4 separate regions of the Homo sapiens genome follow, and all the other regions are linked to region 1. Evidence: chromatin contacts called from ENCODE Hi-C or POLR2A ChIA-PET data. All regions are on one chromosome and are shown on one strand. The core of a region is the stretch at or near the end of the contact, and the rest is flanking DNA. Distances in the headings are between cores, read along the strand shown.

The links. A loop is a pair of places that touch in the nucleus more often than their neighbours do. ChIA-PET counts read pairs that join two places held with the same protein, here RNA polymerase II (POLR2A). Pooled maps may share reads with other maps.
Region 2: a map of CD4-positive, alpha-beta memory T cell shows a loop between it and region 1 (16-fold over the local background). The contact joins the promoter of RAB14 here to the promoter of RC3H2 in region 1. A Hi-C loop is called at or near these places in 1 of 168 maps with a recorded cell type or tissue (CD4-positive, alpha-beta memory T cell), 3 of 37 single-sample maps with no recorded cell type and 8 of 50 pooled maps.
Region 3: a loop to region 1 is called in a pooled map, with 2.5 times the contacts of the local background. The contact joins the enhancer-like site here to the promoter of RC3H2 in region 1. A Hi-C loop is called at or near these places in 3 of 37 single-sample maps with no recorded cell type and 7 of 50 pooled maps. POLR2A ChIA-PET finds 5 or more read pairs at or near these places in 1 of 52 experiments (activated B cell).
Region 4: a pooled map shows a loop between it and region 1 (4-fold over the local background). The contact joins the enhancer-like site here to the promoter of RC3H2 in region 1. A Hi-C loop is called at or near these places in 2 of 37 single-sample maps with no recorded cell type and 6 of 50 pooled maps.

Annotation. Positions count from the first base shown.
Region 1 is chr9:122,902,380-122,909,689 of GRCh38, reverse strand. RC3H2 (ring finger and CCCH-type domains 2) reads left to right here and starts at 4,331. Exons shown (of 21, transcript NM_001100588.3): 1 at 4,331-4,580. ZBTB6 (zinc finger and BTB domain containing 6) reads left to right here. Exons shown (of 2, transcript NM_006626.6): 2 at 1-1,634. RefSeq lists a silencer at 4,227-4,876.
Region 2 is chr9:121,198,378-121,205,687 of GRCh38, reverse strand. It overlaps RAB14 (RAB14, member RAS oncogene family), which reads left to right and starts at 3,819. Exons shown (of 8, transcript NM_016322.4): 1 at 3,819-4,049. It also overlaps a transcript of GSN not described here and the pseudogene RN7SL181P. RefSeq lists enhancers at 3,238-3,397, 3,668-3,887, 3,706-4,205 and silencers at 3,898-4,367, 4,388-4,637.
Region 3 is chr9:124,215,998-124,223,307 of GRCh38, reverse strand. No RefSeq gene overlaps it. Among named protein-coding and RNA genes, the nearest start is that of NEK6, 38 kb to the left of the region's middle. RefSeq lists enhancers at 4,199-4,558, 5,129-5,288, 6,198-6,277. Within about 2 kb of position 4,492, at least 16 of the 41 ENCODE cell types and tissues checked have a DNase peak (open chromatin) inside an H3K27ac peak, as active enhancers do.
Region 4 is chr9:124,194,254-124,201,563 of GRCh38, reverse strand. No RefSeq gene overlaps it. Among named protein-coding and RNA genes, the nearest start is that of NEK6, 60 kb to the left of the region's middle. RefSeq lists an enhancer at 969-1,148. Within about 2 kb of position 4,028, at least 9 of the 41 ENCODE cell types and tissues checked have a DNase peak (open chromatin) inside an H3K27ac peak, as active enhancers do.

The DNA of each region.
Region 1 (7,310 bases), core at 3,082-5,581:
GAATTGGCAATATATATTCTAGCTGTTACTAGATGAGCAATTTAAAAAGGTGTAGCTATTAGTGTTGTATTTTTTCATTTACATTAATGTAATTTCCATTCACTATGTGTTGATAAAAATCTTAACCATCCCTAGAGTTTTATATTTCCAAAAATATGCCAAAAGGAAAACTATGACTGTATGATTATTTTAGCGAGAGTCATATTTGAGATGGTGTTCTGAGCCATAGTTCTCTAACATCTCCGTCTACATATAACACAAAACTTTTATAAATTATTTTAACAAAGATTAAAATATACTGCAGGGCAAATAATATTCTCTAAAACACAGGAACTGCTTTTCGTAAAGAAGACTGACTAGATGCATCTTTCTTTGAAGCTGTTCTAGTCCTCCTCTAGTTAACTTAGCTTTATGTAGAATTTCTACTGTATTTAATTTCTATTGAAGCCCTTCTGTATTTTAAAATGTAATATACTTTGTACCATTTATAAAAATTGTGTGATGAATGAATCACATGTTCGTTGTTATAAGTGTTAACCTTTTTTTGACAATTTTGTGGGAAAGACATTCTCCACTGAATTTTAACTTTCCTTGAGACTTTCAAGAATGCAGGTCTCGTTTGATGAAAAAACCGACTTCATAACCCAATGTTACTAGTTAGCGACATTGTGCTGAATTTCTCCTTGAACTTTTTAACTTTATATGTAAAATAACTTTGATCTTGGTCATTTGAAAGATCATTTCCAGGTCTAAAATTCCATGATTTTGTATTTAATTCTTCCTGAGAACAGAAGAGGGGAAAGCAAGAGAGGACGGTTTTGTGTCTTTATGAACTTTGTTACTTAAGTACTCCATTGGAGACATAATTTTTCTAATTAGTGGATCTTTTTCCACTGGAAAGTGTGATAGCTCATTGCTAATTTTTCATTCATAGTTCATTGCTTCCATTTGACCTAAGATTGGCCATTTGTTGGTGTGAAAATATTTTCTTTTCAGAAATAGTTTACTAGTGATTGAAGTACTTTTCTTATTTTTGCTTCCTATTATAAAATGGCGTGGGGGGAAGGGGGAAGGATGGAGATGGGAGGAGAGGGTAAAAGAATAGTACTCTGATTTTTTAAGAATTAGTATCTACTATCTTGGATATTTGAAAAAAAATTGGTTGAAACTATGTTTAAGTTTTATGTGTGCCTTGTAAGATTGTTGTAAAATTTTTTGTGAGCACTTTGAGATTTTTGCTGGGGGAGGGGTGTTTTGTGAAAGTGATGGTTATTATTTATATTATTTATTCCTGTTCAGTAGCACGGAATGATCTCCAAACATTCCTAGGAGAGTGTCTGTTTGCATGATATGTCTAAAAATTTTCAGGAAAATGGAATCTTTTTTTAAAGTTCAGGTATGACAAAGTATAGAATTTATTCATTTAACATATTCACATTTAGTTTATGTTTCTGATATGACAGAAAAATGAAAAGTGTTTGAGTTCAGCCTCTTCATTTACTCCATTTACATATAAAAGATCTTGAAAAGGTAGTTGTTACTTCGTTGTCAGAGAAAAACACTTGCCCTTTTTCCTGGGATGTAACTATCTTACATGTTTACATAAGAAATAATAAACTGGAGGTGGGAATGGAGAACAATGTGTTTTGTCTTCATCTTTGAATTTTAAAGGATACAATTTAAAGGATACAATTTCTCCTGACTATACATTAATCATTCATCTAGCAAATACTTCCTGAGTCCTTACAATGAAATATAAGTTAGGTATACAGACAAAAATTCCTGCTCTTGTGAAACATCTTAGTGAAGGGAGACAAACAGTAAACAAGTAAGTAAAATCCATGTATGTCAAATTTTGAGAAGGAATTTGGAGAAAAATCAGGAATAGGGAGTACCAGAGAAGGGGGATGGAATTGCAATTTTAAATATGGTGGTCAGCGCCGGGCGCCGAGGCTCAGGCCTGTAATCCTAACACTTAGGGAGGCCGAGGCTGGCAGATCACTTGAGGTCAGGAGTTTGAGACAAGCCTGGCCAACCTGATGAAAACCCTTCACTAAAAATACAAAAATTAGCCGGGCATGGTAGCGCTTGCCTGTAATCCCAGCTACTCGGGAGTCTGAGACAGGAGAATCCGTTGAACCTGGGAGGCAGAGGTTGCAGTAAGCCAATATCGCACCGCTGCAGTCAGCCTAACTGAGGGAGCAAGACCCCATCTCAAAAATAAATATGGTGACCAGGACACCTTTGAAAAATCTCGGATTATCAGAAATATATATTCTTCTGTCTAGTGAAATGTAAATATATCCAGTAGAATAGAAAAATTTGGCCTGGACTGGTGGCTCACGCCTGCAATCCCAGCACTTTTGGAGGCCGAGGCAGGCGGGTCTTCTGAGGTCAGGAGTTCAAGACCAGCCTGGCCAACATGGTGAAAACCCGTCTCTACAAAAATACAAAAAAGAAATTTAGCCGGGCATGATGACGGGTGCCTGTAATTCCAGCTACTGGGGAGGCTAAGGCAGGAGAATTCCTTGAACCCAGGAGGTGGAGGTTGCAGTGAGCTGAGATCACACCATTGCACTCCAGCCTGTGTGACAGAGTGAGACTCCGTCTCAAAAAAAAAAATATGTACATATATGTATATATAATGTGTATGTTTATATGTGTATATATACTTATATGTATCTATATATGTGTATATATATTTATATGTATGTATATATGTATATATGTGCATATATGTATATATGTGTGTATATATATATATACACAGTAGGGTGGAAAACAAATATGTACATGTAAATTACCTATCACTGTCCAGTTGAAATTACTGAAACAATTATTGGTTGTTAACAGTTCTCTAGGCCTGGCATATGTTTCATAAAGAGAAGAGAACGAAAAAGATAATGTGTGGAAGAAACGTCTTCGATGTGGCCAATGAATCTTTTTTCAAAAACACTGATTTTTGCCTGTCATTCAGACAAATATAATAGGTAATAACTATATATTTTGTTAAAACTGTAGAAGCAACCTTTCCATATTCTAATTTATCGTAGGTTTACTTCGATATTTTTGTTGTTGGGCATCTGATTTCACATTGGAAAGTGCCTTGAGTTTAATTACAAGTCATGGTCATTTTTTTTCTTCTTTTTTTTGTTGAGACGGAGTCTGGCACTGCCCCCCCGCCTGGCTGTAGTGCAATGGCGCGGTCTCGGCTCACTGCAACCTCCGTCTCCCGGGTTCAAGTGATTCTCCTGCCTCAGCCCCCCGAGTAGCTGGGATTACAGGTGCCCGCCACCACACCCGGCTAATTTTTGTATTTTTAGTAGAGCCAGGGTTTCACTATGTTGGCCAGACTGGTCTCTAACTTCTGACCTGGCGGTCCACCCGCTTCGGCCTCCCAAAGTGCTGGTATTACAGGCATCAGCCACCGCGCCCGGCGTCATGGTCATTTTCTAGCCTACATTCTTTAGTTTCTCATCAGTAACAAGGGGTACATTGTATCTGTCTTCTAGGATCACTTTGCTAATTAAATGAAATGTAAATAAAACTAAAATATTTAAAATTAAATATCACCTAACACAGGACCTGCCTGACACATACTAAGTAGTTTATAAATGTTAATTCTGATATCCCTATTCCAAGTCTGTTTCATCTATAAATTATAAACTGTAAGAATAATTCTTACCTTAGTTCGCTGTGTAAAAAGCTTCAACAAATATTTGAGATATGATGCCAGAATTTGTGCTTAAATTTTTTATTTTTGCCAGCTTTTGAGGAGCTCAGAGCTTTCTTCCCCCCCTCCCCCCCCCACTTTGGACTCTTTGTCTAGAAACAGAGTTTTCTCTTTAATAAAGAAGTGAGATGTGGAAGTGCCTGCCAAATACATGTTTTCTTCTTGTTTTTGTAATGGGGAGATTACTTGACATCTTTGTAAAGGGATTGAGGGATCCTGTCGGCATGTCATCACAGGAGTGTGAAGAAGAATGTGACACAGATGTATCAGATTCTGCTCAATGGATTCCACGCTTTTCACGAAGGGAGTTAAGACACTCGCTCAAACCAGCGTCTAGGAAGCCGGCTCAAGGCGCAGATGAATGTGCAGGGAATTTCCCATCAATCCCTTCGGCTTGCCTAGTCCTTCTCACAGTACCTCCCACAGTGCTCCGGGGCTCCCTTGTCACGTGATCGGGGTGGATCCGCTGAGGCAGAGGGAAGTTGATTCGCAGTTTGGGTGGCTGGGGCTACTACGCTTTCCTTCCAACTCCCGACTCCCGGGCTTGCGTAATCTCGCGTTAAGTGGGGAGTAACTTCTCGCGAGAGCTAGATCGGGATCCCTCCAGGTCCGCCTCCGTGGTGAGGAGGAGGAGGAGGAGGAGGCGGAGGTGGAGGGAGGAGGAGGAGGCCCCGTCGCGGCCTTCGCCGCCGCCAACGGGGCTGTCCCTGTAGCTCCCGATGGAGTTTGAGGTCGTGAAACCTCCGCCGAGCTCTGCCCCGGCGAGACGAGGCGCCTCCGTCGCCAAGCCGCGCCGTCGCGGGGCTCCCGGGAGCGGCCCTTAGCGACCCCGCCCGGGCCCCCTCAGGTAGGGCGGGGGCGGGCACGATGCGGCTCGGGCCCCAGCCCGGGTGCCTGGTCCCCGGCGGTCGGGCGGGAGACCAGTCTCAGCCCTGGGGCCTGTGCGCTGTCGCCCCTGGTGCCTCGAGGGTTGGGAACTGAGGGCCGCACCTGACACTCGGATGGAACCCGGGCCCTGCGGAGGCCCCTCTCTCTGGTAGGGCTTTTTCGATGCGGAGCGACCGGCTCAAATGGCCACCTTCCTTCGACACTGGCCGAGCGGACGCCTCTGACCCCTAACGAACCCACCCAAGCAAAGGCCCGGCTTCACTCTCCCTTTTCTACACCAGTTAGTAAGGGGGTTTGGAAGAGGTCCTCGAAACCAAGTCTTCTCCTAGCTTTTCAGCTTTCTGCCCTGGGGCTTCCCGAGACCCTAGCGTAGAGGGTGGTGGAGGCGATCTGAGTGGTAAATAGGAACCCCGGCCAAACAATGCCCTGGGAGGGCTTAACCTCCCAGGATGGGGACGGCCGGACCTGAGTGGTTGCACAGGGGTTGTGGCTAGGAGCAATGGCATGAAACACAGCCAGGAAATTCTGCTATGGCTTTCTTCTTTCCCTCTCTCATTTTTCCTTTTTGGTGTAGCCTCTTGAGGAGACTCTTCCACCATCTTAGAAGAATGGTAGAAAGCATCTTTGTTTCCCAGAGAAGCAGCTGTACTTTTTTCTATCCTTAGCTTTCAGGATGGGAGAAGATGAGGGTAGCTGTCATTTCCATCCTTCAAATCCCAAGGCAGCCGTTTAAGATACCGGCAGATAAATCCTTCACACCAAAATTGACTCAAGTAATCACTGGCATAAAGTAAATCTAATCCAGTGATTTATTTATATTTTCATAACCCTTGGGTTCCCTTTTTAATTCCTCCTCTCCCCTTACCCACGGCCTTCCTTTTTTTCATTTCTACTCTCCCCCTACCCATTGTGGGTGGGTGAGTTTGTATCCCAAATAAAGTGCTTTAAGTAATCTTTTTTCCAATTTTGTATTGGCCAAACTTTTAAGTTCCAGTAGGAACTTTTGGTTAACCTGAGAAAGCTAACGTTGCTATACCACAGTGGTATAAAGTCACTCAAAAGCAAAGAAACAAATGTTAGCCAGTGCAGCCTTTTAATGGTTAAACATACAAACTTAGTTAAAAGCTTTTTACGATATTAAGAATATTAATAGATTCTCCTTTTTAAAAAACCTTTTAGCTGTCTAAAAAGCTATACCACTGTTGTAGCTTCACATGCCTTTCTTACGTTGTTTACTTCCACGTTCAATTTTTGAAGAAATAGAGGTCGTTACATCCTGTTAAAGACTGCTTTTCAATATTGACATTTTCGTTGATTTGGAGATTAATGTTTTCAAAATTTTAGAGTTTGGAAAATTGCTAGGAGGACAGAATGTGAAACATATTCTAGTTACGTTTAGAAAAAGCAGATGTTATAATTCAAACAGGCACTTGTTCTATGAGGATTTAATTACACTCGTGTTCATTAGTGGATCCTTTGAGTTACCCCTGATCTGTTATTTCTGTTGTGGTAACCTGACATGTAAGAAGACTTACGTCCTTTGTTCATATATTTTTGTTAAATCATACTCTGCTTTTGTAATTTGCTGTCTTCCACTTTGAAAAAACCAAAAATTTGCATTTTGGCAAAGCATTCTTCTTTACACTCAGGATTTTATATTCAAAAGTTGAACTTCTACATTGTTTGCAATAGCTAAGAACGCTAAAAAAAACTTCATAACAAGGTTTTAGTAACTACTTACTGTTTAGTTTGTACCGTGTTGAAGTTTCACTTTTTAGTGATGGAAAAAGGAAGCATGGGTAAAATAAAGCTAGCTGAAAATTAAAAATAAGTTCATGTTTTGCATCCAGTCTCATGAATGTTATGATCAGCGTCTCTAATTTTACTAAAGCTTTAAGTGTAAGTGTGAGTTTTACCTCAATTTCCTGATAAAAGTTCTAAGTATTACTTTATAATTTAAATATTCTAGAGTTGCACTGTCCAGTACTAGCCAGTGGCCACATGTGACAGTTGAAGATTTGAAATGTGGCTTCTGTGAATTGAGATGTGCTTTAGGTGTAAAATACCAGATTTCAAAGACTTAGTACCAAGATTTTTTTTAATATCTCAGTAATTTTAATATTGACAACATGTTGAAATGATATTTTGTATAAACTGGGATAAATAAAATATATTACTAAAAATAATTTTAGCTATTTTAACTTTTTTTTTTTTTTTTTTGAGACAGTCTCTCTCTATCACCCATGCTGGAGTGCAGTGGCACCATTCGGGTTCACTGCAACCTCTGCTTCCAGGTTCAAGCAATTCTCATGCCTCAGACTCCTGAGTAGTTGGGATTACAGGAAGGCACCACTACACCAGGCTAATTTTTGTATTTTTAGTAGAGATGGGGTTTTGCCATGTTGACCAGGCTGGTCTGGAACTCATGACCTCAAGTGATCCACCCACCTCCCGCCTCCGCCTCCCAAAGTGCTGGGATTACAGGCGTGAGCCACCACGCCTAGCCTCTTTTAACCTTTTTTAATGTGACTACCAGAAAATTAAAAATTACTCGGATTATAATGGCTCACATATTTCTATCGGATATTACTGTTGTAGATCAGCATTACTCTTCCAAGAAATATGTTAGTGGAATAAAAGTAGATGTATAAAAACCCAAAACTTCCAGATAGATTATCCTGTTACAATC
Region 2 (7,310 bases), core at 2,570-5,069, 1.7 Mb after region 1:
ACACATTTGCTATATCTTCCAGCAGATGGTTAGCTTGTGTCATTATGCCACACTCCTCTCTGATGGACACTTCTTTGCCGTACTCCAATCTGGGACTAGAAAGTCAAGGTGGGAGGAAGGGATAAGGGGAAGCAACTTCAGCCCCTCTTCATCTAAGGTTCTCCCCACACCATCCAAAGCCCCTCCAGTGCTGTCTCTCTCCATCTGTGTTCTCCTTTGTGCAGGAAGCAATAGGGCAGAGCAGATCAGTGCTGCCCAAACAGATAGATATCCAGGGAGTTGTCAGTCCCATCTTCCTGCAGGCACACCCAATCCTCACTGGTGATTCTTTTGGAGCCCCTCTCCTTTGGTTCTAGATGAGGACACAGTCTCCATGAGGGGACAGAAAGAAGGCGTCTCTTTCCATGACATTACAATTTCCCTAAAGGCTGACTTCCCTCCCATGTCTCCAATCTTTCTTTCCACAGATTACTGGTGATGGTGTGTCTGTGGGGATGGGGTTGGAAATGGGGAATAGGTGAGGGAGTAGTGGAGTGGAGGTAGAAGTTGGTCAAGAGCTGACTTCTTCAACAACTGCTCTTCAAATTCCCTGCTAGAAGGTAGCTGGCCCCAGCCACTGGCAGTTTTTTCAGTGTAGAATGTGAGCTCCTTGTGGGCTTTTTATTTTCAAGTTTGGGCTTCAGCAACAGATCCAGGACAATAGGAAGAGATGTATACATGGAATAAACCCCTCTCAATGTCTAGTTACATAAACATACATGTCTTCTTTGCCCTCCTCTTATAGTTTAACAAATGTTGGCATACTATTTAGTTTTCTGCACCTTGCTTTTTTCCCTCCAAGTATTTCCTAGACATTGTTCCATATCAGGACATATACATGGGCCTCATTCTTTTTGATGGCTGCATAGTATTTCACAATATAGATGTACTATAATTTACTATTACAGCTTTCTAGTGATAGACATTTAGTTTGTCTCTAGTTTTTTGTTATTACAAACAGTGCTGCAGTGACTATTCCATGTATACATCTCTTCTTATAGAAACAACTTTTTAAAAAAGTTAAGTAGAAACCCCAATGGATGTTTGGCACCCAATGGACAGTCCCTCTTAATTATGCTGCAACTGGTCACATACACTCTCCTCACTTTGAAAATTCTGGGACTTATTAAAAGAATTGACCATTCCTACTGTTTTTTAATTGCATTCCTTAGCATGTGATAGGCACTCTGCATCCACAAGAGTGTTTCTGTTCAAAGCTGCATCAAAGTGTAATGTCTTTCACATAGGAAAGCAGCAGTTAGGGACCTGCATTTAAGCTGGCTATTGTGAAACAAGAGCAAATAAGGGAGGAAATGGAATAGGGCTTAGTACAGCCCTGAGGTCACATGTTGCCAGATTTAAGTCCCACCCAATTTTCACCTAAACGACTTTAGATCTGTATGACACTCAGTTTTTTCATTCATAAAATGGGGTAAATATAGTACTGACTTCATGCGGATGTGGTAAGGATTAAATGAGAAAATATGCATGATTCTTAGGACAGTTGCTGGTACATAGTAAGTGTTGAATAAACATCAGCTATACATAAAGATCTCCCTTCAGGTGATAATGGCTATAAGGAAACTTACTAGCCAGGTCTAAGTTCATACCTGGGCAATTAATGATCATTGGTTCACAGTTTTCTCCTTTACTTGGCACAGGCAAATTTCTTAGTTTCAAAAATGTTAAAGTGTGACAACAAACTATACTTATTAAAGAATGTGGAAATAGAAGCCTAGACCTCTAGGGTTGCAAAAGGATTTCAATATCACCTTAGATTAGATTATCATGTAATAATCATTTCCATTTCTTATTATATACCAGATATTTTGCATATACTATCCCATTTAATTTTCACAAAGACCTATTTGAGAGAGATATTACTATTTTCATATTGCAGAAAAGACTGACAATCTCAGAAATCAAGTGACATGCACAACTGCATACCATTAGATTATAGAGCAGGAATTCGAACCCAGGTCTCTGAAAATATGAGATGTACAAACTGGCACACACTTTTACAGTGAAATCTCACTTGTTCATGGCAGAACCAGTTCATAAAAGGTCCTGAACGCTAAGAGAAAGATTGATTTAATTTGGGGGTGGGGAACTAAGGCAGGGCCACCTTATCCATTAGGCACAGTACAGTATGCACAGGGCTTAGGGCCTCCAATACTTTTAGGGGCCAACAAAAATGAATATTTATTTATTTTAGAGACAGGGTCTCCCCATGTTGCCCAGGCTGGAGTGCAGTGGCTGTTCACAGGTATGATCCCATTACTGATCAGCACGGGAGTTTTGACCTGCTCCATCTCCGACCTGGGCCGGTTCATCCCTCCTTAGGCAACCTGGGTGGTCCCTCCCTCCTGAACTTAAGTGCAGACACTCTATCTAGTGACACAGTGCACTACAGCCCAGAACTCCTGGGCTCAAGCGATCCTCTCTCCTCAGCCTCCCCAGTAGCTAGGATTACAGGCGCAGACTACCAGCCCTCCTTGCTTACGTTCCTTTTTTTTTTTTTTTTGAGACAGTCTCGCTCTGTTGCCCAGGCTGGAGCGCAGTGGCGCGATCTCGGCTCACTGCAAGCTCCGCCTCCCGGGTTCACGCCGTTCTCTTGCCTCAGCCTCCCGAGTAGCTGGGACTACAGGCGCCCGCCACCACGCCCGGCTAATTTTTTTGTATTTTTAGTAGAGACGGGGTTTCACCGTGTTAGCCAAGATGGTCTCGATCTCCTGACCTCGTGATCCGCCCGTCGTGGCCTCCCAAAGTGCTGGGATTACAGGCGTGAGCCACCGCGCCCGGCCGGCTTACATTCTTTTAAAGTCAGAAGAAAAAAATGAACTTTCAGGTCAGAGAAAATATTTTGTTATATAATATTGATACGTCATGTTTATATCAATGCAGTTGTAAAATATGTTAAATATTTATACATATATTTAACTTACATGTGTGTGAAATATATGTGTGTGTGTAATGTACAAGCCACAAGGCAAAAGTGCTCAGGGTCCAAGAAAGTCAAAACGTGTCCCTGCACCCGAAAAGCACGAAACCTTCTGGGGCAGTGATTATGGCAGAGCAAGTTGGAAGATGGCAGGTGGTAGACAAATTGTGAAAAATATCACATTTCTCTCACCCTGTCAAAGGCAACCCCAAAGTGAAGTCAAAATAGAGATGAAATGCAGGGTCACTTCCTAGCTGCGTGATCTTGGACAAGAGAGTTGACCAACCTGAGCCTCAGTTTCTCCATGGATACAATGGGGATGCGTGCCTCCGACGTTTGTTGGACAGGACCGGTATATACGAAGCATACAGCGGTATATACAGTAAATGCCCCCATAAATACACGTTGAATGAATGCAGTAAATGCATGCTTAGCATGGTGGCCAGTATACGGTAAGCGTCCAATAAGTGGTAAATGTTGGCTTTAAAAATTGTTCAAAAGTCTCCACGAGCGACAACCCTAGTTCTCCAAGACGCAGGCGCACCCCACCAGGTTCCACGCAGACCTGCGCAGTAGCTCCCCCAAGAGGCGAGGACACGCGACTGCGCTTGCGCATACGCGCTTTCCACCTTCCCTCCGGGCGCGAGCGCCCGTGGGGCGGGCCTCAGCGGCGGCGCGACAAGTCCAGAGGTGAGGGCTGAGGAAGGGGCGTGGCTAGCGGGCTGGCCTCAGCCACCCTCTTCCGGGCTCCGCCAGCTGCGCGCGCATCTTCTCCCCCTTCTTTTGTGGTCCGGCCCATTGCGAGGGTGACAGGAAACCCTGTGCAGGGAGCGCCGCCATCTTGGACCAGCCCGAGGAAGATACTGAGGGAGCACAGGAGCAGTCACCGCTGCCACTGCTACTGCCGCTACTGCTGCCGGCGCGTCTGCACCTCTCGGCCTGCCAGTGTACCTGCCGGCGCCTCGGTCGACCGCCCCCGCCCCCTCTCCCGCTGCGTCCGCACTCCTGTTCCTGGTCCTGACGCCCCCCTCCCGCCCGGAAAGCTGCCCAGCCACCAGCAACCCCCCAGGTAACCCGGGCCTTCCGTAGTGTCCGGCCGGCTGATACCTCCTCGCGCCGGGTTCTTCAGAGGGGCGTGTGTGGGGACGGTGGAGACTGGGCCGCAGGCGGGCGGCGCCCCGGGGCCAGGCCCCGTCAGGCCGTGGCTAGCCCGTGGGTCGGCGGTGAGCGCCGCGGCGCCGGCCTGACAGGACTCCTGGGCGGGGGCGGAGGTGTCCCCTGCGCGGCTCCGGCCTGAGCCTCCTGCCCTCCCCAACCGGCGGGGCGCTCCGAGGCGTGCAGGGAAGGGTGTGTTCCGGCCTCGCCTTCCCCGCCTTCTCGGCGCGGCTGGGCAGGACCGCATCTCCCGCGGGCCCCCCTCTCGCCGCTGTTCCCCGCGGCCGCAGCCCGCCCCCGCAGGGTGTACCCACGCGTGCCGCGCCGCCCTGCAGCCCGCAAGCCCCAGACGTGGCGGTCCCGTCCCGTAGGCCGCGTCTGGCTCTGAGTACAAAGGCAGCTCTTCGCAGCCCTCTTGGCGTCTCGGGGCAGCTCCGGTGTCCTTGTCGATGTGGGGAGCCCGGCCCTGCAGCCGGGCCGGGCCGGGGCCGGGGTCTGGGTCTGTGCGCCTGTGCTTGCGATGTCCTGGTTTTGGTGCGTTCCTGTGAGGCCCGTGGACAGCCTCTACGGCCCTGAACCTACAGAGCATCTAGAAATAAGAGAAAGTTGTGGCATTTCTAGAATCTAAGAGAAGACGACAGAGCTGGAGTGTTTTAAGCGTTTTAACTGTGGGCCAGGTACATATTTATGTATTTTTGTACCTATTTATCTTGCCCCGCGTAGCCCTCGGAGATAAGTTGTCTCCACTTCATAAGTGAGGAAACTGAGGCCTAAAGTTGTGATGTGTGTCTGGCTGTTGATGGTACATTACAAACTGGCTTCGGCTCACACTGTGGCTGGTGGTTTCTGTACTACATTCAAAAATTAGGCTAGGGTTACAGACATGACCATTTATAATGTAGTTACAACTTTATTCCTTTTTTACTGTGTTCGCATTGGATGACAGCTGATTACCCTTTTATGACCTAAAGTCCATAAAGTCAACCACTACACTGGCAAATCCTCATGCTTACAAACCCCAAAGGAGAGATGCCAGGATTTCAGTTTCATATATGAAGAAGAAACGGGTTCCAAGAGGACAGGTGCCTTCCTGGTGACCCCACAGCAAGTGTCAGAGCCCAGATTTGAACTCTTGCAAAGTTTACTGCTCATTTCGTTACTATCCCAACTGCCTTTAAAAAATTCTTTTATTTTTCTAAGGTAAATATTGTAGAGGAACAACTGCCTTTTATTTAGATTTGATTGTTGAAGACAAACTTGACCTTGCAGTAATCCAGCTCCTACCCCTTTATTCCCCCAAGCCTTTCCAAATTTTTTCTTCCAAGTTCTGTTTAGGCAGTTTTATTTGATCATGCCTAGAGGTATGTCGTGGTTAAGAGTTTTGGAGTCATACTGTCAAGGGTTCTCCCTCCAGTACTGCCACTTCCTAGTTAAGTGATCTTAAGCAAGTTACTTAACCTTTCGGACTCAGTGTCCTTATCTATAAAGGGGATAATTGGACCTGCATCTTAGAGTTGTTGCTAGGATTAAATGGGGTTTAAAGAAAGCCCTTAGCACATTGCTTGGCATATAGTAAATCAGTGCCTGTAACAGTGCCAGGCACATAGTGGGTGTTTAATATCTTTTGAATGAATGAGAGAGGAGTATAGCTTTGGAGAGCTACATGTAGAGTTAAACCTGGGCCTTAATTCTAGCTCTCCATTTAGTAGTAGTATGACCACGGGTAGATCACTTCGGTTTCCTTATCTGAAAAATGAGTTTTTAGGATTAGAGACTGTTTATAAAGTAGCTGGCATGTGTTAGGCCCTCAATAAATGGCAGTTATTGTAAAGACGTAAAACCTTAGATTATAATAGCTATTAAAAAATCCCTTGAAATTAAAGCTACATCTTAAAAAGTTGTTGCTTTTTTTGTATTACAGTTAAACTTTATCATTGTTGCATACTTCAACTTTGCAACAGAATTTGGAGTGTTCATTTTTATCAATATCAAATATCTTTGCATAGTCACAGTAAGATATTGTGCTAGTGGAGGAAACTTGATTAAGGTAAATAAAATGTGAAAACTTGGGCTATTGAGAGATGTTTCATGTTTTTTAAAAGAGGCTTGAAACATTTTTATGTGGTAAAAAATGCCAGGCATGGCTAAAGACAACAGTTTGACAAATAGAAGTATTAGAGGTACTGTACTTGACTTTTAAAAAGCTTCTTATTCTAGACAATTTTAAATATATACAAAATCAGGTAGCATACTGAGCATTCATATACCTATCAGCCAGTGTCAACAGTGATCAGTCTTGCTTCATCAATATACACTTGCCTCCTCCTTGCCAAATTATTTTGAAGCAAATCTCAGACACAATATCGGTAGTAAAATTTTCACTATTAATCCTTTTAACTTGAGCAGTAAGTGCAGGGGTTTTTTTTGGCTTTTTGGTTGTTAAGTGCTTTCTTTCTGTAAACAGAGGTCCAGTATTAGAATACTTTATTTCCTGTATATAGAAGACCATCAAAGTTACTTTTGCCACATTAAGCAATCCAGCTTTTAAAAATGATTCACATTATTTATATAAAAGTGACATTAAGTATATTGTCAAAAGTAAGGTTTTTTTTTTAAGTGGGTGGGCTACTTGTACTACTGTTGAGGAAATTGACCACTCATTTTTATTAGATTAGATTATTAGATTAACTACAGAAGTTTTATCCGCCTGACTGACAAATCAGGTAGTAGTGGTCCATTTTAGTGGGCCTCTAAAGCAAGTCAGCATGCTTCTGTTGTTGAGTTCCACGAAGGCAGAGACAGTGTTGTCTTTTTTGATCATTGCTGTCTTGCTAAAGCCTGGCACAATGCTTTGTGCTTAGTAGATACTTAACAGATATGTTTATGTTGGAACTACAGAAGCAGTCCATCTCAGCTCTGGTATTTTTAACAAAACGTCGTGCATGTTAAAAAACAAACAAAAAACTTATCAGTGGAAATAACAAGGATAAGAATTAAATTACCTGGAATATTTAATGGGTTGCTTTTCCCTTGTTATGTCTTGGATCAGCTATGTAAAAATTATACAGTAACATCATAGGTTCTAAGGAGTAGAATAGCTGTATAACAGTTTTTAAAATCAGAGCAAACAGTAAGTAGTTAAGCTATTAAAAAACTCCCAAAAATATGCCCTCTA
Region 3 (7,310 bases), core at 3,243-5,742, 1.3 Mb before region 1:
GTGGAGGAGGCTGGCCATTGGGGAACTGTCAGAGTGTGTGTGTGTGTATGTGTGTGTGTGTCTGTGTCTGCATGTGGACAGGCGGCACCTGTGAGCTGAGTTGCCTCTGCCTATGCATGGAGCCATGGTTACTCTCAGGGGAGTGACATCAGCAGATTGTCGGATGCTGGATGCTGCTTTGTGACTGCAGGGTGGTCCATGCACGAGTCTGTGAGGGTATGATGTGTGTCCTCGTGTGTGAGTCATCCTGGCTATTGATAGGCGTGTGTGTTATCTGTTTGCATGCATGTATGTAATGGGGCCCATGGCAGAGTGCAGATAGGTGAGACTGCACACACGTGTGATTCTGTGGGGGCACGTGCAGGTGTGTGGCTCTGATTGTGTGCCGATGAGTGTGCATGTGGGTGTAAATACACGCATGTGTGCACAATGGTGGGTGGGCATGTTTACCATCAAGGATACGTGTGTGTGTGTGCATGCCTGTGTGAGCCCCATTTGCTGGGCCTGTGGTCTCTGTGGTGGTACTATGGTTTGTAAACACGCATGACCTCTTTACTACACATGAGTGCAGGTAACATGGATGTCCACGCAAGTGCCAGTGTAGGACCCGTGTCCCTGGAGCTTTGGCCCAGCTTGTCACACGCTTCACCCCCTGTGCCCCTACCAACCTGTCAATTACTTTCATGCTTCCAGCAAGTCTCTATTCTGAACCTCAGTTTTCCCATCTGAACTGCATAGGAGGAGGTTGGACTGGATGAGCCCTCAGGCTCCTCCTACCTGTGCAGCGACTTGGATACCGCGTCACAAAGAACATGCAAACATGAGGAAAGTGAGAGCCCAGAACGCCTAGAATTTACCTCAGTCCCTGGCTGAGGGACAGGAAGCTTTGAAGTGACAGATGAAGCTAGGGACCCAGATCCTGGGATAGGGCAGGCCCAGCAAGGGCCTGAGGGACCCACTGTCTTCCGTCTGGTGAGCCACCACCATGGGCTGGAGGGAGGGGACTGACTGATGGGACCTCTGCCGGGGAACCTGGAAGGGCAGATGGGAGTGGGGAGGCCAAGGTGGGAGGACATCTGTGAGCAGCCTCCAAAAGGAATCCCAGAGACACTAGGTGGGAGGCAGTACCACCCCTCTACTCACAGAAAGGAGTCTGTCCCCACTCCTTTGTTCCTTAAGGAGTGGAACCCTGGGGCAGCTGTCTTGACACAGAACGAGCCTTCATTCCCCTTAGGGCTGGTTCCAATATTTGAGGCTCCAGCCTGATTTTCAACAGATGCTGAAGGGGAAGGAATGGATACCCTGCTGAATGCCTCCCCTGTACTAGGCACTTTGCTAGTGTGCCAGGAAGGGCTTCTTTGCCCCCTTCACTACTTTCTTCTCTCCCCTGGTTCTCGACAGCTCCACCCACCCTTTGTGCAATAAGTCTTCAGGAAGGTGAAGTAGAGAGACAGCAGAGTAGCGCAATGCTACTCCACCTATGTCACAAGAGACAGTCAGTGGTAGCATGAGAAAGCTTTGCTGTCTTGTAGTAAGTTTACTGCAAAGAGCTAGAAGGAGCTAGAGCCTCTTCCATTAGTCCCGCCTGTGACATGCCCTCAGGGGTCTGATGCTGCCCCTCTAGGATAAAAACTCTGTAAGTGGAGAAGAGAGAGACAATTCTTGGGCCAAAGATGCCCGCTGTAAAATTCAAGGCCAGTCAGAAAAACAGAAACCACTCTAGGTATTTCCAACAGAGGAAATTTAATATAGGGAATTGGTTACCTGGAAGAGGGAAGAGCTGAAAAGCCAAACAGCAAATGGTGAGGCAAGTGCTTGTTCCACAATGGCAAAAGGTGCTACCACTTAGGGGTGGAGAGACAAAAGGAAGAGGCAGTGATACTGCCCAGGAGTAACTTGAATCATCAGAGCCACCTGGAGACTTGGAACTGCAGATGACCGGGTGGTTCTAGAGCAGCCAAAGACACAGAAGAGAGCAGCCTGTGCTGGGGAAAGGCCACTCCCACTCCCTCCCTAAGCAGAGGGAGGGAGAAATACCCAGATTGTCCCCTCCTCCCATGCTCCAATCTCCTGCCAGTGCTTCCCCTTGGCCCAACCTAACAGGAAGCCAGTTGGCAAAGGAAACTGGGAAAAGCAGTTTGCAGGAGAGGGGCAAGCACACAGGACTGCCCAGCACACTTGCCCACGATGCACACTGCAGGGGCTGAGAACGTGTTGGGAAAAGCAAAGAAATACTTGGCAGTGTCCCCAGGACTCTGGGGATATGATTAACTGTTGATCAGAGTTTCATGGACTGAACACACATACGCTTCCAGGGAACACACTGAACACACATACGCTTCCAGTGTGACCTGCTCCGTGAGTGTGGCTTCAAATTGTCTCCACCACAGGCCAACAAATTTAGGACAAGCCTCCCTCCCCATGCTGCAGTGGAGGAAACGGAAGCTTTAGGAAGAGAAGTGCCTTCTACAAGCTCCACGGCTGGAAAATGGGCAAAGTCAGGACTCAAACCCTGGTGACTCCAGGGCCCCAGGCCTGGGAAAAAGGTGAGAAGTCAGGTGTCAGGTGTTACCCTTGGGAGCAGATGCTGGTTATTGATCTGAGTTGGAGGCCCTGGGTAAAATTCTGAGAAGGAGAGCGGCGTTGAGCTTGAGTGAGGCTGACTGGGGAGAGAGCTGTTGATGGTGAAATGGGAAGGGGGCATAGTGTAATGGTTAAGGGTGGGACTTAGGAGCCCAACAGTTTGGTTCAGATCAGCTCTGCCATTTACTAGTTGCGTGACTTGATCTCTCCATGCCTCAGTTTTCTCTTCTGTTAAATAGGAGTCATAGTGATCACAGTACTTGCTTCATAGAACTGTCATGAGAACTAGCGTGTTGCATAAGCGATTGCTAGGATCATTGTTGAGTCCTTACGCTGAGCCAGTACTCTACCAAACACTCTACCTACATTATCCTATTTCATTCTTAAAAACAAAATATCGGCCGGGCACTGTGGCTCACGCCTGTAATCCCAGCACTTTGGGAGGCTGAGGCAGGTGGATAACGAGGTCAGGAGATGGAGACCGTCCTGGCTAACACAGTGAAACCCCGTCTCTACTAAAAATACAAAAAATTAGCTGGGCGTGCTTGCAGGCGCCTGTAGTCCCAGTTACTTGGGAGGCTGAGGCAGGAAAATGGCCTGAACCCGGGAAGCGGAGCTTGCAGTGAGCCGAGATCGCGCCACTGCACTCCAGCCTGGAAGACAGAGTGAGATTCTGTCTCAAAAAAAAATATCGGCCAGGCGCGGTGGCTCACACCTGTAATCTCAGCACTTTGGGAGGCCAAAGTGGGCGGATCACCTGAGGTCAGAAGTTGGAGACCAGCCTGGCCAACATGGCAAAACCTCGTCTCTACTAAAAATACAAAAATTAGCCGGGTGTGGTAGCACATGCCTGTAATCCCAGCTACTAGGGAGGCTGAGGCAGGAGAATTGTTTGAACCCAGGGGGCGGAGGTTGCAGCAAATCGAGATCACGCCACTGCACTCCAGCCTGGGCGACAGAGGGAGATTCCATCTAAAAAATAAAAAAATAAATTAAAAAAGGTCCTTTTTATTCCCATTTTTACATGTGAAAATACTGAAGCTCTGAGACATAAAGCAACTAGGTTGAGGACGAGCATCAGTAGGAAGTAGAATATGACTGCAAAGTCCTATCCCTGGGCGGCTGCACCATTCCCTGTTTTGTTTCTCAGTCCTTCCATTGGAAGACAAGCCCCTGTATTAAATCCCTTCTGTTCAAAACCTAGGGCATTTCAGGCTTCCTGATGAGATGCTGCCTGATACAGTAGTTACTGTTTATTGTGGGTTTCCTGGGAACGGGCACTCTTCTATGCACTTTACATACAGTAATGTATCTAATCATGCCCTGCTCATCCTATGCATTAAGTGCTATGATCTCACTCGACAGCAGAGGAAGGAGAGGGGAAGCCACTTGCCTGGGATCCTGCAGCTCATGAGGGGCAGAGCTGGGGTTTGAGGACATGAGGTTCAAATCCAGAATCCACATCCTGACCCATGGCAGGAGACCACCCTACTTGCTGTTGGCCATCACTACTGCCAGGCAGCAGCCAGCCCACCAGAGCCTGGCCCTGGTGGCAACCAGTTAGCCTCTGTGACCTCCCCATCTGACTCCATCTTCCCCCTCTGCTGTGGACCTTGTCTAATTTCTACCCACTTCAGAGACTAGGACAAAGATGGCATCTCCAAGGCATTCTCTTCTCCAAGCTGAAGACCCCTGTGTCTGGGAGGGGCTGGGAGGTGAGGTGGGGCCTTCCTGGAGGATACTAAAAGGGCTCCTAACCCTGGTGTCTCTTCCCTCCCAGCCTGTCCCTCTTATGCCACTCATGGCATCAATCCGTCCAGAGGGACACTCCGATGACTCACCCACCACAGCACTTTCACTTCCTTCTTCTCCAGAGGAGGCGTCTGACCTGCTGCAGCTGCACTGAAGGGCCTCTTCTCAGGGGCTTCCAAGGCTATAGGGGGCGGCCAGGGGCCCTGCTGCAGCCTTGAGGTCCAGGCCTGGGGCCTAGAGTGCTGCCTCTGTAGGGAGCAGAGTGACCGGAGGGGCTTTGGGCCTCCTTGCTAGAGACTGGCTTCAGCTGAACCCTGTCCAAATTGTCAGTCACCCTCAACACCCATGCAGGGTTGGCACACAGGGAGATGGACCTTGAGTTTTTTTTTGAGACAGAGTCTCACTCTGTCGCCTAGGCTGCAGTGCAGTGCAGTGGTGCGATCACAGTTCACTGCAGTCTCCACTAACGGGGCTCAAGCAATTCTCCCACCTCAGCCTCTCGAGTAGCTGGGATGACAGGTGCATGCCACAACGCCCAGTTAATTTTTGTAGAGATGGGGTTTTACCATGTTGCCCAGGCTGGTCTTGAACTCCTGGGCCCAAGCGATCCGCCCACCTCAGCCTCCAAAAGTATTGGGATTACAAGGGTGAGCCACCATACCCAGCTGACCTGGAGTTTTAAAGCTGGAGTTGTATCTCTCATACTTCCTGATGGCATTGAAGGGACCCATATTCATTCATTCACTCATTCATTTACTCCTTTATTCCCTCATGTAACAAATCTGTCCTGGGCTTCTATATACCAAGCAGTCCCTAGGGTACCAAGAAACCAGGGCTCGCCCTCTGCCCATGAGGAGCTCATGGCCCATCTATGGGTGGGGGTTGTGGGAGTGGCGGGTAGCAGGGCGGATCCATAAATAGAAAACCCCGGTACAGTGAAAGCGGGCCTTGGAGAGGGCTGGGGAAGCCCAGGCAGTGCAGTGGTTGTGGTTAAGTCACAGGGCACCGCAGGGTGGACCTAGGATTTGTGAAGTCTGAAGCTTTTCAATTTTGGAAGCCCCATCTGTAGAAACAGAATACAAAATTAGATTCAAAAGCATTTATTTAGAAGGAGAAAACAAAACCCAAGACAGTATCAAGGGCTTGGAGATACTTCTGAGATCCCTTCACACAGTTTACCAGAAATGTTTACATGGAAATGCTTCCTCATTACAAGCTGGTTTCCCTCTCTCCCTAGAGTACTCTATAGCTCCCAGCTACTCCAGGGGTGCTGGGAAGGGCAAGGCTGAAAATGAAGCTTTGCTAGGGTCACAATGCAGCCTCCTTGGAGCAGGCAAGTTGCACAACACTGATCCCATCCCAGTCTCAGAGGATAGTGCATGGTTCAATGACCTAGCTGTGGAGTCAGACCTGGGTCACACTCCCCACTCAGCCATTTTCTGACTATGCCACCTTGGGGAAGTTGCTCATCTCTGAGCCTTGGTTCACTCGTCTGTAACATGAAGCTATTGATAGAACCACACATTGTGTTTTTGTAAACATTCAATGAGATCATCCATGCAGAGCAGTTCATAAACATGAAGCACTGGATGAACGCCACTGTCACAGTGAATGCCACTATTCATGATGAAGGTCTGTGGCTGTCTTGTCCTGCCTCTCTCTCTCTCTCTCTCTCTCTCTGTGTGTGTGTGTGTGTGTGTGTGTGTGTGTGTGTGTGTGTGTGGTGGGTGGTCAGGGAAGGCTTCCCAGAAGAGGTGACATTGGTGTTGGGCCCTAAAGGAAAATGTAGAGAAGGGCATTCCAGGCAAAGAGAATGGTGCATGAAGTGACTGGTGTCTTGAGGAAGGGAAGAAGCCCAGCCAGCCAGGAGCAACCTAGAGGGATTCTCTAGCCTCTGGGTGGCCATATTAGGGCTGGGCCTGAGCTTCCCAGGCCCTCCTGGTTGCAGCCCCAAGGCTGCAGCCTGGCAGAGGCCAACTGTTGTGTCTGGGTGGGTGGGGGGTGCCCAGCTTGGTCTCTGCTATGCTGGCAGAAGTTTCAGCCTCTCACCTCTCTGCCTCCCCTGTTTCCGGTCCTCCACTTCCTTCCCCTCCACAGACCACAGAGGCGTTTCAGAGGAAGCTGCTACTTATTTTAGCAGTAATCCCCGGACACCCCCACCCACAGCTGCCCCTGGCCCCCTTACAAGGCACCAAGTCACCCTCTGAGCCCCAGCCCACGGCACTCATAAGTGAGGAACAGGCCCTGTCCCCGGGCCAGCCCTGTGCACCCCTTCCCCACAGCACAACAGGGAGCCTTGAAGCTGGGAGATGTGGCTCCAAGTCCGGCTGTGACACTAACTTACTGTATGATCTCCTGAAGTCCCTTCGCCCTGCCAGGCCATGTCCCCATCTGTGACATGAGGCCCAACGGTGGACAGGCCCCGACCTCTGGGCAGAGTATGGGAGTGGGGTAAACATGGGTGCTCTGCCACCCTGCCCCTGGTCTTTCATCCCAGCTAGAAGGATCTGAGAGAGAGTCTTGGGGTAGACTGGAGTGGGGAGCCTGAAGACAAAAGAATCAAATTCAAACTTACCTATGAAAGTGAATTTGTATTCCAAAAGGGCCTGTGCAAGTGAGGAGCCCCAAAGCCGATGCTTTCACAGTGCTATGGCAAACCTGCCTTTAGACAGTGTCCTCAAGTCCTCAGGAGACGGTGGAGAAACTGAGGCTCAGGGAGCGGATGCCACAGGCCCAACACGGTCACATAGCTGGTGAATGGCAGACCAGGATTTGAACCCACGTTTGTTAAAAATCAATGTCCGACTGGGCGCAGTGGCTCATTTCTGGAATCCCAGCACTTTGGGAGGCTGAGGCGGGCGAATCATGAGGTCAGGAGTTCGAGACCAGCCTGGCAAACATGGTGAAACCCCGTCTTTATAAAAATACAAAAATTAGCCGGCGTGGTGGCGGGCCCCTGTAATCCCAGCTACTCG
Region 4 (7,310 bases), core at 2,779-5,278, 1.3 Mb before region 1:
AAAATGGTCCCATAAGGCCGGGCACAGTGGCTCATGCCTGTAATCCCAGTACTTTGGGAGGCTGAAGCAGGTGGATCACCTGAGGTCAGGAGTTCAAGACCAACATGGCCAACATGTTGAAACCCCATCTCTACTAATAATACAAAAATTACCCAGGCATGGTGGTGTGCGCCTGTAATCCCAGCTACTCGGGAGACTGAGGCAGGAGGCTTGAACCTGGGAGCTGGAGGTTGCAGTGAGCTGAGATCACACTACTGCACTCCAGCCTGGGTGACAGAGAGAGACTCCATCTCAAAAAAAAAAAAGGGGGAGGGGCCTGTGAATGACAACCTGGCAGTCCCCCACTGCCTTAGAGACGTAAATGCAGGGAGGACCTACTGGAATTGCAGGAAACAAGACCCGCAGTGCTGTTTTTTCACTGATGCATTTGACATATGCTTCACACATCTAACATTTGATCACTGGTTTCCTGGGGCAGCAGGAGTCAGTGGCCAGCCCTGTGGGTTCCCACTCAATTGCCCTGCTCCACTTCTGTCCTAACTGACGGAAATCTGATTTGGGTTGACCACTGGGTGCCCCTGTGATTCACGGGCTCCCTTTCTGGCCACAAGGAGGGAGGAAATGGGCACCAAGGTGAACCTATTGGGATGATTTCATCCCTCTTGCGAGTGATCGATCAGGGCCTGGGTGACAGGACTGTGCTCCTTAGACAGGAGGTGATGCCTACTGGGGAGAGGGAAACATTCCCTTTGATCAAAAACGAAAAGTTAGGACTGAATTTAAGGAAGAGAAGGGCTGGGCATGGTGGCTCATGCCTGTAATCCCAGTACTTTGGGAGGCTGAGGCAGGTGGATCACTTGAGGTCAGGTGTTCGAGACGAGCCTGGCCAACATGGTGAAACCCCGTCTCTAATAAAAACTACAAAAATTAGCTGGGCAGTAGTGGCTCGCACCTGTAATCCCAGCTACAGGGGAGGCTGAGGCAGGAGAATTGCTTGAGCCTGGGAAGCAGAGCTTGCAGTGAGCTGAGATCGTGCCACTGCACTCCAGCACTCCAGTCTAAAAATAAAACAAACAAAAAGATACATGGCAAGAGGAAAAGCTGCCCCCTTCGCTTGCCTCTCTGTATGACTGAAGACATAACTCCCGGCCCTGCAGCAGCCATCCATGACCTTTGGGGACAGGCTTGAGGACAAAGTGAACCTGCCATGAACACATGAACTAGTCAGCTGTTGCTACAGTAATGCTGCAAACAGCCCTCCCCAAACTCAGTGACCGATGCAGTCTTGTCTCAGGCTCCCAGGTCATAGGCGAGCAAGTTGATGTGGTTTAGCTAACCTAGAATGGGCTGGCCCCCGCTGCGTCAGGCTGCAGGCTGGGCTCTGGTCTTCCCCCAATGTATTTATTCTGGGAACCAGGCTGAAGGGATGCTACAGCTGGGATGAATTCTTCTCATGGCAGGTCTCAGGAGTGCGAGGGTCTCAGTCAACTCACATGAGCACATGTAAGGCCTTGGATGACCAGTCATGGTTGCTCATGCCTTTAATCCCAGCACTTTGGGAGGCCTAGGCAAGTGTATTGCTTAAGCCCAAGAGTCTGGGACCAGCCTGGGCAACATAGTGAGACCCCCGTCTCTACAAAAAATTTAAAAATTTGCTGGGCATGGTGGTGGGCACCTGTATTCCCGGCTACTTGGGAGGCTGAGGCAGGAGGATCACTTGAGCCTAGGAGTTTGAGGCTACAGTGAACTATCATTGTCCCACTGCACACCAGCCAGGGCAACAGACAAAGTCCCTTTCTCAAAAAAGCAAAAAAAAAAAAAAAAAAAAAAATAAGAACTTGACTCACATTCCAATTGCTGATGAGAGTCACATGACCAAGCCCAGCACACCATTCAGGATGTATACTCACCCAGGGCAGGTGGAGGCCTGTGAATATTTATGGACCAGTACCCCAACCTATCATACAGCCATGGACATAACTGACCCAGGAACAGCCCTGCTGGCCTTCAGTTTTCCCCTCTGTGAGACAGGAGTGTCTACCAGTCGAGTTAGAGTTTTTCTATTTGTAGCCGAGATGGAAGCTGGGTCGTGGGGTGGCGTGGGTGGCTGCAGGGCCTCCTAGGGGAAATGTACCATGAGAAAATATGGATTCTGGAGTAAGCAATAGGGCCTGAACAAAAAGGAGAGTTCCAGACTTGAGGTGGTGGCTGGGACTTGAACCCCCAACCCCATCCTCCTGCCGAGGTGTGTGCTGCACCCAAGGGAAAAGCTAGCTCTAGGTTTTTGAACTTAGAAAGCAGCTTCATCAACTTCTGCATTGGGGCTTAAGCACCTCCAGGTAGAGACCTCCTGAGTGAGCATAAAGCTTTCCATCACAGACCCAGGAGCTGCCCAGGTCTTAGGGGCTGGAGCTGTCAGGAAGGGTCTGGCGCTGGGTCAAGGCACAGGAAAGGTCTGTGTGGAACAGAGGCTGGTGCAGCAAAGGCTCAGGGGCCAGGGCCTGGGTGCGGTGGCTCATGCCTGTAATCCCAGTACTTTGGGAGGCCAAGGCAGGTGGGTCACCAGGAGTTCAAGACCAGCCTGGCCAACGTGGTGAAACCCCAGCTCTACTAAAAATACAAAAATTAGCTGGGTGTGGTGGTGGGCAAGTGTAATCCCAGTTACTTGGAGGCTGACCTGGGAGAAACGCTTGAACCTGGGAGGCAGTGGTTGCAGTGAGCCGAGATCATGCCACTGCACTCCAGCCTGGGCAACAGAGCAAGACTCTGTCTCAAAAAGAAAACAAAAAGCAAAAAACATGCTCAGAGGCCAGCCCAGCTGAGGTGCCCTGGTCAGATTCATAGGTCCATGGAAGACTCCATTTGGGAACAACCCGAACTCTCTTGTTGGGGCAGAAGGTGGGAGATTTGTGGTAGACTAGGGTTCTGGGACAAGGAGGTGGGCCTTGGGGCTGGGTGCTGGATGTGCCTCTCCACGTGATCTTCTTGCACCCAAAGGACATGGTGAGGCCTGTTCAGCCTTATGTCATGGCCTGAGGTTCCCAAGTTCAACACCCACATCTTCCATAGATACAGAAGTCCCCAGTGGTCAGCCTCCAGTAAGAAGAGAGTAGGCAGCGGGGAACGCTGGCTTAATAAATAAGAAAATAACAAAAATAAGAAGAAACGGGCCAGGTGTGGTGTCTCATTCCTGTAATCCCAGCAATTTGGGAGGCTGAGGTGGGCAGGTGACTTGAGGTCGGGAGTTTGAGACCAGCCTTGCCAACATGGTGAAACCCCGTCTACCAAAAACACAAAAATTAGCCAGGTGTGGTGGTGCATGCCTGTAGTCCCAGCTACTTGAGAGACTGAGGCAGGAGAATCACTTGAACCTGGGAGGTGGAGGTTGTAGTGAGCCGAGATCACGCCACTGCACTCCAGCCTGGGCGACACAGCGAGACACCGTCTCAAATTAAAAAAAAAAAAAAAAAAGAAATGACATCAACAGTTGCATCTGTCCATAGTGTGTAGCGCAGCATTCAAGGAGATCCCTGAGGCATCTGGGGTGTCTGATATCCTATAGGCACCAAGGCTTCCTTAATGCTGCCCCCACCTGATTTTAGAGTGGGGACCGCAGAACAATGTCTGGTCCACAAAGAGCTCAGCCAGGCTGACCACGGAGGCTCAGTGGACTGAGAAGATGGTCAGAATGTGTGGTTTCAACAGCTAAACCCAGACACCCTGGTGTGCGTTTCTCAAATTAGCGATATGTGGGTGGTGGTAGAGGGCAGTAGATCTCACTGGTTGTAACCACAAGCATCCTGGGGCCGTACTGGCAGTGGGGGAAGATGGTGGAGGTAGGGGAAGAAGGGAGGAGTGGGGCAGGTAGGCGAGGACCACGGGAACTGTAGGACTTTAGGGAATTCAGATGTGTCATAGTCACTGTGGCCAGCAAGGCCTTGGGTCCTCTGCCCACACAACTTCATGTCGTCTTGCAACCACCCCACTGGGAGGGGCTGTTACTATCATTTCACAAATGAGGAAGCAGAGACTCAGAGACGGGAAGTACCATGTGCAGATATGAAGGGAATGGAGCTCAGCTAGCAGTCTACGTGACCGTGGCCAAGGGGCCAAGAGGACCAAAGCTCAATTCAGGTCAAAACCCGTCTCTGAGAGGGTCCAACTGGGCAGGCAGGTGTGGTGGGCATCTGTGCTCCTGGCCAGCCCTCCAGCTCCCTTCTCTTGTATCCTCCTCTCCCCTAGGTGGAACCTCAGGGGCCATATTTGTACCTCTCTGCTCCCCTAGCGACAGCTGATTAGACCAGAGGTGCAGGCTGATTTGAGCTGAGCCAATCAGCTTCTTTCTCCTGTGACTTTGGCTTTGAGAATCAGGGATACTGGGTTGCCTTCCTGGCTGGTTATTTGAAAGGAGGCATAAAGCTGGGCTGGACTGGCTGTGTTTGGCCACTTGCTCATAGAATGGCAGAGAGAAGACTCAATCATGGAAAGGTTGAAATGCAGTTATGGGAGGGAGAGACAGAGACAGGCAGAGACAAGATAGAAAGAGGCAGTCATGCAGGAGAGATACTGAGACAAGGCGGGGAGCGGGAGAGGGAGAGAGAAAGGAAGGAAAATAAGAAGGAAGACTGAGATAAAGAGAGAGATAGTCACAAGGAGCCTAAGACACTACCTCCAGATCTCCTGACAACTTTCTGGGTCCCTACTCCTGCCTTCCTGAAGCTGCTCCATGTCCAGCCTTGGATCTCTGGGACCCTCCTGTTTTAATAAATTCCCTTCTCTTCTTGGGCTGTTTTGAAGAAGCTTTCTTTCTTTTATTTTTTTTACTTGCAATTAAACCCCCTGACCTCATTGCATTCAATCTGTACATTGTTTTGGGAGTACAGATATTAATAATATTAATTCTTCTCATCCATGAGCATGAAATAGCTTTCCACTAATTTAGATCTTCAATTTCTTTATCAATGTTTTCTAGTTTTCAGTATACAAATATTACACCTCCTTGGTTAAATTTATTCCTCAGTATTTTTTTAATGCCTTTGTAGATAAGATTGCTTTCTTGATTTGTTTTTCACCTAGGCTGTTGTTTTTGTGTAGATCTGCTATTGACTTTTGTGTGTTGATTTTGCATCCTATGACTTCGCTGAATTTATTTATTAGATATAACAGGGTTTTTTTGTGTGGAATCTTTGGGATTTTCTGTATATAGAATCATGTCATCTGCAAATAGAGATCATTTTACTTCTTCCTTTCTGATTTAGATGACTTTTATTTCTTTTTCTTGTCTGATTGCTCTTGCTCATACTTCCAGTACCATGTTGAATAGAAGTGGAGAGAGTGGGCATCCTTGCCTTGTTCTAGATTTCAGTAGGAAAGTTTTTGATTGTTCCCCATTAATTATGGTGTTAGCTGTGGTTTTTTCATAAATGGCCTCTATTATGTCAAGAAACTTTCTTTCTATGCCAAAACTGTTAAGAGTTTTTATCCAGAAAGGATGCTGAACTTGGTCAAGTGCTTTTTCTGTTTCAACTGAGATGATTGTGTGGTTTTTATCTTTCATTCTGTTAATGTAACGTACCACATTGATTGATTTGTGCACATTAAACCAGTCTTGCCTGTCAGAAATAGACCCTACTTGGTTATGACATGTAGTCTTTTTTGTGTGTTCTTGATTTTGGCTTGCTTATATTTTATTAGGATTTTTACATCGATGTTCATTATAGAGATTGGCCTGTAGCTTCATTTTTTTGTGTGGTATCTTTGTCTGGCTTAGGTATTAAGGTGATTCTGGCCTCATAACAAGTGTTTGGAAATATTTCCTCTAGCTCTATTTTTTTGGTAGAGTTTAAGAAGAACTGATAATAATTCTTCGAATGGCTGGCCGAATTCAGCTATGAAGCCATCTGGTCCTAGGCTTTTCTTGGTTGGAAGATTTTAAATTACTTTTTTGATACAGTTTGGATGTTGTCCCCACCCAAATCTCATATTGAAATGTAATCCCCAGTGTTGGAGGTGTGGCCCGGTGGGAGGTGATGGGATCATGAGGGCGGATTTCTCATGAATGGCTTAGTACCATCCCCTTGGTGCTGCCCTCACCATAGTGAGTGAGCTCTCCTGAGATCTTATCATTTTAAACTCTGTGGCACCTCCCCCTCTCTCTCTTGCTCCCGCTCCCACCATGTGAGAGGCCTGGCTCCCCCTTCACCTTCCGCATAATTGTAAGTTTCCTGAGGCCTCCCCAGAAGCAGATGCCAATATTATGCTTCCTGTATGGCCTGCAGAACCATGAGCCAACGGAACCTCTTTTCTTACAAATTACCCAGTCTCAGATATTTCTTCACAGCAATGTGAAAATGGCTTAATACACTTGTTCAATCCCTTTGTTATTAGTGTGTTCAAGCATTCTATTTCCTCCAATTCAATCTTGGTAGGTTACATTTTTCTAGGAATTTATCCGTTTCCTCTAGGTTATCCAAAATGTCCATACCCAAAGCAATGTACAGGTTTAATGCAATGTCTATCATAATTCCAATGGCATTTTCACAGAAATAGAAGAAACAATTTTAAAATTCAGGTGGAACCACAAAAAAACCCTGAATAGACAAAGAAATACTGAGAAAGAAACATAAAGAGACATCGTACTTCCTGATTTTTTTTTTTTTTTTTGAGATGGAGTTTTGCTCTTGTTTGTTGCCCAGGCTGGAGTGCAGTAGCACAATCTTGGCTCACTGCAACCTCTGCCTCCCAGGTTCAAGAGATTCTCCTGCTTCAGCCTCCTGAGTAGCTGGGACTACGGGTGCGCACCACCACGACCAGCTAATTTTTTGTATTTTTAGTAGACAAGGTTTCACCATGTTGGCCAGGCTGGTCTCTAACTCCTGACCTCAGGTGATCCACCCACCTCGGCCTTCCAAAGTGCTGGGATTACAGGTGTGGGCCACTGTACCTGGCCTGATTTAAATTATATTACAAAGTTACAATGATTAAAACAGTATGTTACTAACATAAAAACAGAAACATAGACTGATGGAACAAAACAGAGAGCCCAGAAATAAATCCAAACATATATGGTCAATCAATTATTGATAAGAGCACCAAGAGGACACAATGGGGAACAGATAGTCTCTTCAGTAAATGGAAATCCAAATGGAAATTTGGATTTCCATATGCAAAAGAATGAAATTGGACCCTTATCTTATACCATATGCAAACATCAATCCAAAATGGATCAAAGACCTAAATGTAAGACCTAAAACCATAAAGCTCCCAGACTCTCCTAGACTCTTCCTGAAACCATAAAGTCTCCTAGACAC